2 separate regions of the Homo sapiens genome follow, and region 1 is linked to region 2. A link is a contact called in ENCODE Hi-C or POLR2A ChIA-PET data. All regions are on one chromosome and are shown on one strand. The core of a region is the stretch at or near the end of the contact, and the rest is flanking DNA. Distances in the headings are between cores, read along the strand shown. Region 1 holds the start of MID2 (midline 2). Region 2 overlaps TSC22D3 (TSC22 domain family member 3).

Region 1 (5,367 bases), core at 877-3,376, 110 kb before region 2:
TCCCATCAGGCCCCACCTCCAACACTGGGGATTACATTTGTACATAAGATTTGGGCAGGGATAAATATCCAAACTATAACAAACACATAAATCAAGTTGTGAGGAGCAACCAGGAAAAATCTAATTCACATTACATATCCATGTTAAGTTCATTGATTGGGCAAGAATATATAAAAATAGCAAAGACAGTTTCTCCCTCAGTACAGTCATGAGAGGAGACAGACAGGGGGATGTGAGGGTCGGGGGTGGGCAGGGGGAAGCTAACCATCTGGGGTACAATGAAACCACTCCCCAAACAGAAGAAAAGTAGGGGAGGAGAACTCCCTATTCAGCAACTCCCTTCTATTGGAATATTGCCAGAGAACTGATTAGAGTACTGGGACGGAGCAGAATGGGGTTAAAGGCAGCCCTTCTGGCCCAACTTGAGAATCAGAGGGATCAACCCACACACAGTACTTCTCTATTTAGTTTCCAATATATTCCTTTATAAGGGCTCATCCTCAGAGACACACAACCATCACCATCTATCCGCCCCACACTCAGAAATCCTCAAAAAGGCAAAGTGGTTGAGAAGTAAGATGCTGCATGGCTGGGAGGCTGGGAGTGCACACGTTGATGGGGAAAGGCTGGGGTCCAAGGGGCTCTGCTGGGGGATTTGGGTAGGCAAGTAAGCGTTGTGACATAGGAAGGTGAGTGATCCTGAAAACGGGTAGGGGACCGTGGAAGAGAGAAAGTAAAGAGTACAACGACTGCAGGATTTCAATTTCCTGCTCTAAGAAGAAACACCTCTGAAAAATAATGTGCAACACACGAAGTGCTAAGTAACCTAAACCTTATCATCACCAGTAATGTTTCTGTAAATCTACTCCGCCGTTATTTACTTAATTCTTACAAGGCAGGAATGGAAAATCCCCACTCTCCCTGGTTGCGTCGCAGTCTGTCCTGTGGACATATGTAAGTTTTCCCTCTCCCCCACAGAGCTGATTTCACAGCTAGGCCAGAAATAAGGAACCATCCAGACGGAGACTCGAGGATCGCTCCCTGGCAGAAAAGGGATTAAGTTTCACCGGGCCTCCCCGCCGGCAGGGCGTCCGCAGCCACGCCGGCTGCTGCGACAGCACCGCCCGGCAGACGGCCGGCCAAGGGGCGACGCCTGGGCCGAGGAGGCTGCCGGCTGCGGGAGCGTGGGAAGGCGGCCGTGCCCTTTCCCAGACTCGCGCCCAGGCGCCGGGGGATTCGCTCGACTGCCCGCGCCGGGCCCGGCCAGGCTGCGCAGAGGCCTCGGCCGCCCCCGCCCCGCACCCCGGAGTGCAAACTCCGTCCCAGGAGGGCAGTGGCAGGAACCCGGGCCCCAACAGCATGACTGAGAGCCGGAGCTGAGCTGGGGCCCCCGTCGCCGTTTCGAGCCTCGCGGGCCCCATCACCCTGCCTCGCCGAGCCGGAGAGCCCTCGGCCAACGCCGGGCCCCGGCGGCACCTGAAAAGCGGCCGGAGCCGGAGACTAGCCCTGCGAGGGCTACGACGCTCGACCTCCAGGGCCGCGGCGAGGGGGCGCGTTTTACCCATAGCGTTCCCAGGTGCCAGCCATCTCCTCCGCTCGCTCGAGGGCGCTGGGCTCTCGTCTGCCTCCGCAGCGGGTTGGCTCGGGCTCCGGCGCGAGCTCCCGGGCCCCGGTCGCCGCCGCCGCCGCTACCACTGTAGGCCGCCGCCCGCCTTCGCCGCCGCTGCCGCTACCGTCGCCGACGCCGCGCAGCAGCCGGGATCCGCCAGCCCGCGCGCCCCGCAGGGGACAGCACGGCGGCCGCGATGCTACCGCAGCTGGGCCTCCCGAGCTAAACTTAAGAGTTTTCGCCCCTCAGTCCAGGGGCAGCACCATGACACCACGGCAGCACCACACTGTCATTTCCGCCGCCGCAGAGGAAAAAAAAGGCAATCCCTTCCAAAAGGGAGGCGGAGTGGGGGCAAACGGGGCTGGGGCTGACACCCCAAGGGAGCACTGGGAAGGGCCCAAGAAGAAGGGGTGCTCGGCCACCTTCCCAGGCTCACCTTCCGCCGCCCCCGCCACTCCCAGCTCCCCCAGCCCTTCCTCTGGAGGCACGTTTACATGTCTTCTCCCCTGGCAGGAGTGACCGGAGAAACCTGAGCAAGCAAAGGCAGCCGGTGGGTGGGGCTCGGGTTACTACTGTACCTACCAGCTGATTCCAGCAGCCTTTTCTCCAGCGCCCTGTCATCTTGAAGGAAGACACACCGAGAGGGACCCGGACGGGTGTGCGTGTGTGTGTGTATGGTGTGTATGTGCGTGTGTGTGTGTGTGACAGAGCGACAGAGATAGCTAAATGTGTGTGAAATGCAGAAGGAAGGCTATGGCTAAACTCTTCTCCCACTCCCCAATCCCCCTGTCCCCCAACCCCACAAACCCCCAGGTTAGAACAAGAAAGAGGCCTTTGCAACGGGTAATAAGAAGAGAGAGCCGGGTCCACCGCAGAGATCCTCCCTATGAAGCTGCTCTATGCAAAGTTAACTACAGAGTAAAACAAAAATAGTGGAGGAGATAGAAAAGGGCAGACAATTGAAGGAAACCGAACCTCTCTTTCTTTTTACAAAAAAAGAATGGCTGTGTTTTATTGGCCTCGGGCAGAAGTTGTGGAGGTGGATTAAAACCATCAAAAGAAAAAAAAAAGTAGGATTTTTCTTGTACCTTCAAATTGTTGACCAGTAAAACAAGAGGGTCGTTACCACATGGACAATGAGGCAGATGCTAGCTATCCAGCTATTCCAGGTCCCTAATAAGCTAATTGGTCCATTTGGAATCCAGCATCCTCCCATTGGTCTGGAATCAGCCTGTTTGCTGACCTGTCATTGGCTCAGAGACCACCACCCGACTCAAAAGGTGGATGGGAGAGGGAAAGAGCAGGAAGCCCCATAAGAGACTCTGTTTCTAACTTGGGGCAAAAAGGGAGAAGAAGGGGAAAGAAATGAGAAAATGGGAAGACTCACCCCAGCACACACACACACACGCCTCCCATCATTGTGCATAGGAACAAGTCCAGAAAAATTGAGGTATCTCTTGGTATATCCCTTCAGGGAACCAATAGTAATCAGTCAACACTCCTGTTAAACAATGTGCTAGAGAGCACTGAGGTGGAAACCAAGACAAAAGTCACAACCAGGCTCTCCTGATGAAAGTCTGGCCCCTAAGAGAAGTAAAAGTTAGTGAGTCACACTTAAAGCACAGGCAACAAAAGCAAAAATAGGTAAATGGGACCATAAAACTTTCAAACATCTGCACAGGAAAGGACACAATCAACAGAGTGAAAAAGCAACCTACAAAATGATAGAAAATATTTGCAAACCATATATCGGATAATGTGCTAATATCCAGAATGTATAAAGAACTTCTATAGCTCAATTAAAAAAAAAACTCTTAAAAGTGGACAAAAGACTTGAATAGACATTTCTCCAACGAAGATATACAAGTGGCCAACAGGCATATGCAAAGATGATCCACATCACTAATTGTTAGGGAAATGCAAATCAAACCCCAATGAAATATCACTTCACATCCATTAGGATGGTCACACACACACACACACACACACACACACACACACAAAACAAACACACAGGAAAATACGGCAAGGTGTGGTTCACACTTGTAATCCCAGCTACTCAGGAGGGGATGCTGAGGCAAGAGAGTCACTTGAGACCAGCAGTTAGAGATCAGCCTGGGTAACATGAATAGAACGTGTCTCTACAAAAAATAAAATTAGAACAGAAAATAATAAGTGTTAAGGTTGTGGAGAGATTGGAACCCTTGCACACTATTGTAAAAAGGTACAGCCACTATGCAAGGGAATGTAAACTGGTGTAGCTGCTATGGAAAATAGTATGGAGGTTCCTCAAAAAATTAAAAATAGAACTACTATATGATTAAACAATCTTACTTCTAGATATATATCCAAGCAAATAGAAAACAGGATCTCAAAAAGATACTGGCAAACCCACGCTTACAGCAGCATCATTCAAGAGGCAGAAGCAAATTTAATGTCCATCAAGAGATGAATAGATAAAGAAAATATGGTATATATACACAAGGGCATATTATTCAGTTTCAAAAAAAGAAGGAAATCCTGTCACATGTTACAAAGTTGATGAACCTTGAGGACATTATGCTAAGTGAAATAAGCCAGTCACAAAAAGACAAATATTCCATGATTCTACTTATATGACTGTCTAAAATAGTCAACTCATAGAAACAGAAAGTAGAATGCTGGTTGTCAGGGACTGCGAGGAGGGAAAAGGAAAGAGTTGTTCAGTGGGTGTGGAATTTCAGTCATGCAGGATGAGGGGGATGTTCTGGGGATCTGTTGCACAACAATATGCATGTGGTTGACAATATTGTACTGTACACTTGAAAATTGTTGGAAGGATGAAGTTTATGTTATGTGGTTTTTGGCACAAAAAATTATTTTTTTAAAAGTTAATGAGTCAGAAGTCTGCTGAATCCAGCCTGATAGAAGAGGGGATAAATAAGATATGTAGTCATTAAAATAATTACATATATGCATTTGTATGATAATACATATATATATATATATATATAAAACAATCTCAGATATTATGAAATGAAAAAAGCAAAGTGCAGAACTGTGTATGATTTCCTACTATTCGCATACAGAAGCAGGCAGGTATATGTCTATGAATGCTTGTATGAGCATAGACTCTTCTGAAAGATACCTAAGAAACTGGTTACACTGGTTGCCTGGGGGTCAAGCATAGGAGGAAGTATTTAACATTGCATATGCTCTTTTGTATTGTTTAAGTTTTTTATAATATTCATGTATTACCTTTTCAAAAACAATTACGAGCAAGGAGCCTAGAGACAGAAAGTAAAGTGGAGGTTACCAGGAACTGAAGGGAGAGGAAATGAGGAATTATTATTTAAAGAATACAGAATTTCTGTTTGGGATGATGAAAAAATTCTGAAAATAGTGTTATGCAACATTGTGAATGTACTTAATGCCACTGAATTTTGCACTCAAAGATGGTTAAAATGGCAAATCTTGGCTGGGTGCAATGGCTCATGCCTGTAATCCCAGAACTTTGGGAGTCCAAGGCAGGTGGATCATGAGGTCAGGAGATCGAGACCATTCTGGCCAACATGGTAAAACCCCATCTCTACTAAAAATACAAAAATTAGCTGGGCGTGGTGGTGTGTGCCTGTAATCCCAGCTACTAGGGAAGTTGAGGCAGGAGAATTGCTTGAACCAGGGAGGTGGAGGTTGCAGTGAGCCAAGATCGCGCCGCTGCATTCCAGCCTGGTGACAGAGTGAGACTCTGTCTCAAAAAAAAAAAAAGGTAAATCTTA
Region 2 (4,749 bases), core at 1,032-3,531:
GTTTAAGGGGTCTGTTTCTCATCTCCATGGACATCTTCAACAGCTTCACCTGACAACGACTGTTCCTATGAAGAAGCCACTTGTGTTTTAAGCAGAGGCAACCTCTCTCTTCTCCTCTGTTTCGTGAAGGCAGGGGACACAGATGGGAGAGATTGAGCCAAGTCAGCCTTCTGTTGGTTAATATGGTATAATGCATGGCTTTGTGCACAGCCCAGTGTGGGATTACAGCTTTGGGATGACCGCTTACAAAGTTCTGTTTGGTTAGTATTGGCATAGTTTTTCTATATAGCCATAAATGCGTATATATACCCATAGGGCTAGATCTGTATCTTAGTGTAGCGATGTATACATATACACATCCACCTACATGTTGAAGGGCCTAACCAGCCTTGGGAGTATTGACTGGTCCCTTACCTCTTATGGCTAAGTCTTTGACTGTGTTCATTTACCAAGTTGACCCAGTTTGTCTTTTAGGTTAAGTAAGACTCGAGAGTAAAGGCAAGGAGGGGGGCCAGCCTCTGAATGCGGCCACGGATGCCTTGCTGCTGCAACCCTTTCCCCAGCTGTCCACTGAAACGTGAAGTCCTGTTTTGAATGCCAAACCCACCATTCACTGGTGCTGACTACATAGAATGGGGTTGAGAGAAGATCAGTTTGGGCTTCACAGTGTCATTTGAAAACGTTTTTTGTTTTGTTTTGTAATTATTGTGGAAAACTTTCAAGTGAACAGAAGGATGGTGTCCTACTGTGGATGAGGGATGAACAAGGGGATGGCTTTGATCCAATGGAGCCTGGGAGGTGTGCCCAGAAAGCTTGTCTGTAGCGGGTTTTGTGAGAGTGAACACTTTCCACTTTTTGACACCTTATCCTGATGTATGGTTCCAGGATTTGGATTTTGATTTTCCAAATGTAGCTTGAAATTTCAATAAACTTTGCTCTGTTTTTCTAAAAATAAACTTGGTGTCTGACTGAGTATAAATGGACTGGGTGGGAGAGGCCCCTCACCCAGTAGGGGCTGTTTTGCTGACCCCCTGAATATCCCTTGAGCACCCTGTCAGTGCCAGGCCTATGCTGCAGCCGTGATCTCGTGTCATCTGCACAATACTCATATGAAGGACATGCTGTTTGCCCTCACTGTCTGGATAAAGAAACTGAGACTCAGCGAGTTTAAGTGACTTGCCCAAAGTCACATGGCTATTACGGGAATTAGGACTCAAGCCCAGATCCTTCCTCCCTCTCCTGCTCCGCTTTCATATGAGAGCTTCGGAGTGAGTGGCAAGGTGACTCATAACACACAACTGTAGCTTGAGGGGGTGATTTGGGAGGAAAGATACCCCGAGGAAGGCCCAAAAGAAACAGGCAGGGTATACATAGGAGGGAGCGAGAAGAGCGGAACCAAATCAACAGGCGTGGGCCTCTTCTGTCTTCTGAAAACATCACTGGGCTCACTTAATGCATTCTCCTTAATACCAATCCACATGTGACACTTGACTTGGCAAAGGAGCTAAGAAGGCTCTAGTAAGAGAAGGAGGGAGAATGTATGAGGTAGCAAAACCACCCCCCTTTCCTTTGCTCTTCCCCTTACTTCCAGCCAAGGAAAGATATCCTCAGTCCCTGCTGAAAGTTCTCAGGGACACTGCTGAAAGTTCTCTCACCAAACCCACCAACCACGTGGGTAGGGCCAAGTCTAAGGCTCCTGGCTCCAGATTCCTTCCTCCACCTCTCTTTGGGGTTCATTATCACCCATCACCCTTTCCCAGCTCCATGTCCCCAGCATCCAGAGACCTAGCATTTCTCTGATTGGTTGTTGATGAGTGCTTAGTGTCTCCTTTACCACGCCCTAACCTGAACTTCCTCTGGACCCTGAGCTGTGTTCTAAGCCCACTATGTTCCCAAGGGAAACGATCACCTCTCTTCAAGTGACTCCATTCCATCTCAGCTTCTGGTAGCATATATACCTATCCTTTTCCCACTTGAAATTGGGGAAACAGAACTCCTTGATTTTCCTGAGCCACAAACCTCAGGGTGACCAAGATATCTTGCCCCCCGCCCCTTACATCAACCACTGCCTAAATGTAATCAAAATGACATGCTTCTTCCTCTGTAAAGGTCATACATGTTGACATTTTGGGTTTTTTTTTTTGGTTTTTTTTTTTGAGACAGGGTCTCACTCTTGTTGCCCAGGCTGGAATGCAGTGGGGCCATCAAAGCTCACTGCAGTCTCAACTCCCTGGGCTCAGATGATCCTCACCTCAGCCTCCTGAGTAGCTGGGGCTACAGGTGTGCACCACCACTCCTGAATATATATATTTTTTTGTATTTTTAGTAGAGATGGAGGTTTCGCCATGTTGCCCAGGCTGGTCTCGAGCTCCTGGACTCAAGCAACCTGCCTCCTTGGCCCTCCAGAGTGCAGGGATTATAGGCATGCGCCACTGCACCCAGCTGACCTGTTCTTTTCTAATCACCAAAACCCTTCAGAACATTGCAAACTCCTGCTTGCTGGCCTCTCAAATCCCAATTTCCCCACCTGCTCCCAACCTTGCTATTCATAATGCCAGGTTCATTGTCTATACCTGCCAACTGGTTCATGGCATGCAGATTCCACAGCTGCTGGTACAGATACAAACTTCAAACGAGTGCATTCAAAGCCCCCTGGCAGCCATTCCTCACCCTGACCAGCTCTCCCAGTCCCCACTTACTCCCAAATCCCCACCTTTCAAAATTAGCTCAGAGACTTTGTGGCTATTTGGTTCATCTTCTGTAGACTTCCCATGCCAGACTTGCAGCTGAATGAGAAAAAGCAGATGAAAAAAGGAAACCTAGAAAATAGCCCAACAACGCCCCAAACCTCTCTGGTCATCAAGCCTTTCTCTACAAGAAAGGGGAAAAAACTGGCCCCACAGTCACATAGTGGTAAAGAGAGAACAACTTTGTTTCCTAGGCAACGCTGACTAAACAGAGACAAACACTGCAACTTCTGAGGCCACAGCAGTTACTAGGCTAGATAAGAGGAAGTTTGTAGATGTTTCTTAGTCACATACAGGAGCTGCTTTCTGTTGTTGTTTCTCCACAGAAAAGTGACTAAGGGTGGAGGAAGGCAAAAGAACACGTTGCTCCTGGAAAGACTTCCATGGGTTTTAGGCTTCTGGGCTCAGCTGGTCCAGCTGGACCCAGAACGAGGAAAATAATAATGAGGCTTGAAGGAGTATGCATCCCCTGCCTGCTTTTGCCACCTCTGCATGTGCCCTCCCATCTATTCTCTCATCTCATCCTCATGGAGGCTTCCCAGCATAGCAGCAAGGATCACAAGAGCACTGCTCCCTGGCCCCGCTTCCGAGTACAAAACATTCTGTTTCCTGCCCTTAGAAAAAGAGGCAGTTATGATTTACCTCCATTTGACAGACGAGAAAACTGAGAGCCAGAGAACTTAGTGCTACTCCCATGGCTCCCACATGTCCCATGGGGCAGTGGTTCCCAACCTTAGTGACAATAAGGGCCCTTTTTTTATGTCAAAAATATTCTCAAACCTCCCCCAACTCTATAGTACTTGAACTTTTGGTATTCATTGAGAGAGAAAGAGAGACTCGGGTGGGCGGGGCCGGGGGGGGGGCGGCAGGACACATAATTACAAACACTGGCTGTGAATTCAGTGGGCCTTAAAGGAATTAATTATATTCACTACAAAATCAAAGACATGGATTTGAAAGCTAAAACAACAATGCATATATTAATTAGCTAGATTGAGCCATTCCACAATGTGTATATATTTCAAAACATCACAAATGCATACAATTTTAGTTGTGTCTGTCAATTTAAAGAAAAAGTAGACTAGAACAGAAATGTGGGTGATGGGTTATTTCCAGACAAGGACTGCTTGGGACACAAAGTGTGAGGCTTTCAAGCTGGGGATGGCCACAGAGGAGGGTGTTCCAGGAGGGCTCCGACAAGGAAGCCAGGGGCAGGGCCTCTGGGACCTGGAGTATCAGCAGAAGGACTCCAGAAAGACCATAGGAAAAAAGGTGCATGATCCACTGTCCTTTAAGGTATTGTGAAGTTGGCTGGGTGCAGTGGCTCACGCCTGCAATCCCAGCACTTTGGGAGGCCAAGGCGGGCAGATCACCTGAGGTCAGGAGTTCGAGACCAGCCTGGCCAACATGGTGAAACCCTATCTCTACTAAAAATACAAAATTAGCTGAGTGTGGTGGCGCATGCCTGTAATCCCAGCTACTCGGGAGGCTGAGGCAGGAGAATTGCTTGAACCCAGGAGGCGGAGGTTGCAGTGAGTCAAGATCACACCATTGCACTCCAACCTGGGCAACAAGAGCGAAACTCCGTCTTAAAAAAAAAAATGATAAAATTATTGCAAAGTTGCCCTCACATCATCCACATCATCAATCCTATTTATGCTGGAAAATCTTGCTTTCAACTCTCAGCACCTCTCCTCCTAGTTGGTTAGAAATTAATGGACATAATTACAGCTTTGTAGACGGCCCAGTTCCTCAGGTTATCTCATGTACAGGAGCTTGTTGAAACCCAAACACTTAATACTTAACCGCCTCCACAAGATCAGGCAAGGTTTAACAGAGAACTCGATCAGTTAGGTATTCCAAGCAGACATGGTTTCCAGAGATGAGCTGGCTGAAAGAGGAGGTGATCATACTAATTACTAATAATAGCTAACACTTACATGGCACTTACTTTACGCTAGAAACCGTCATAAGACTTTTTACATCTGTTGACTCTTAATCC

Evidence for each region. A loop is a pair of places that touch in the nucleus more often than their neighbours do. ChIA-PET counts read pairs that join two places held with the same protein, here RNA polymerase II (POLR2A). Pooled maps may share reads with other maps.
Region 1: a loop to region 2 is called in a pooled map, with 2.9 times the contacts of the local background. The contact joins the promoter of MID2 here to the enhancer-like site in region 2. A Hi-C loop is called at or near these places in 2 of 168 maps with a recorded cell type or tissue (CD4-positive, alpha-beta memory T cell and naive thymus-derived CD4-positive, alpha-beta T cell) and 17 of 50 pooled maps. POLR2A ChIA-PET finds 5 or more read pairs at or near these places in 11 of 52 experiments (CD4-positive, alpha-beta T cell, CD4-positive, alpha-beta memory T cell, CD8-positive, alpha-beta T cell and 8 more).

The regions. Positions count from the first base shown.
Region 1 is chrX:107,822,625-107,827,991 of GRCh38, reverse strand. It overlaps MID2 (midline 2), which reads right to left and starts at 2,126. Exons shown (of 10, transcript NM_012216.4): 1 at 1,562-2,126. The coding sequence starts at 1,565. RefSeq lists silencers at 1,309-1,358, 1,519-1,708.
Region 2 is chrX:107,709,428-107,714,176 of GRCh38, reverse strand. It overlaps TSC22D3 (TSC22 domain family member 3), which reads left to right. Exons shown (of 3, transcript NM_198057.3): 3 at 1-956. Among named protein-coding and RNA genes, the nearest start is that of TSC22D3, 64 kb to the left of the region's middle. Within about 2 kb of position 2,281, at least 26 of the 41 ENCODE cell types and tissues checked have a DNase peak (open chromatin) inside an H3K27ac peak, as active enhancers do; they include CD4-positive, alpha-beta T cell and CD8-positive, alpha-beta T cell, where a contact is called at or near this core.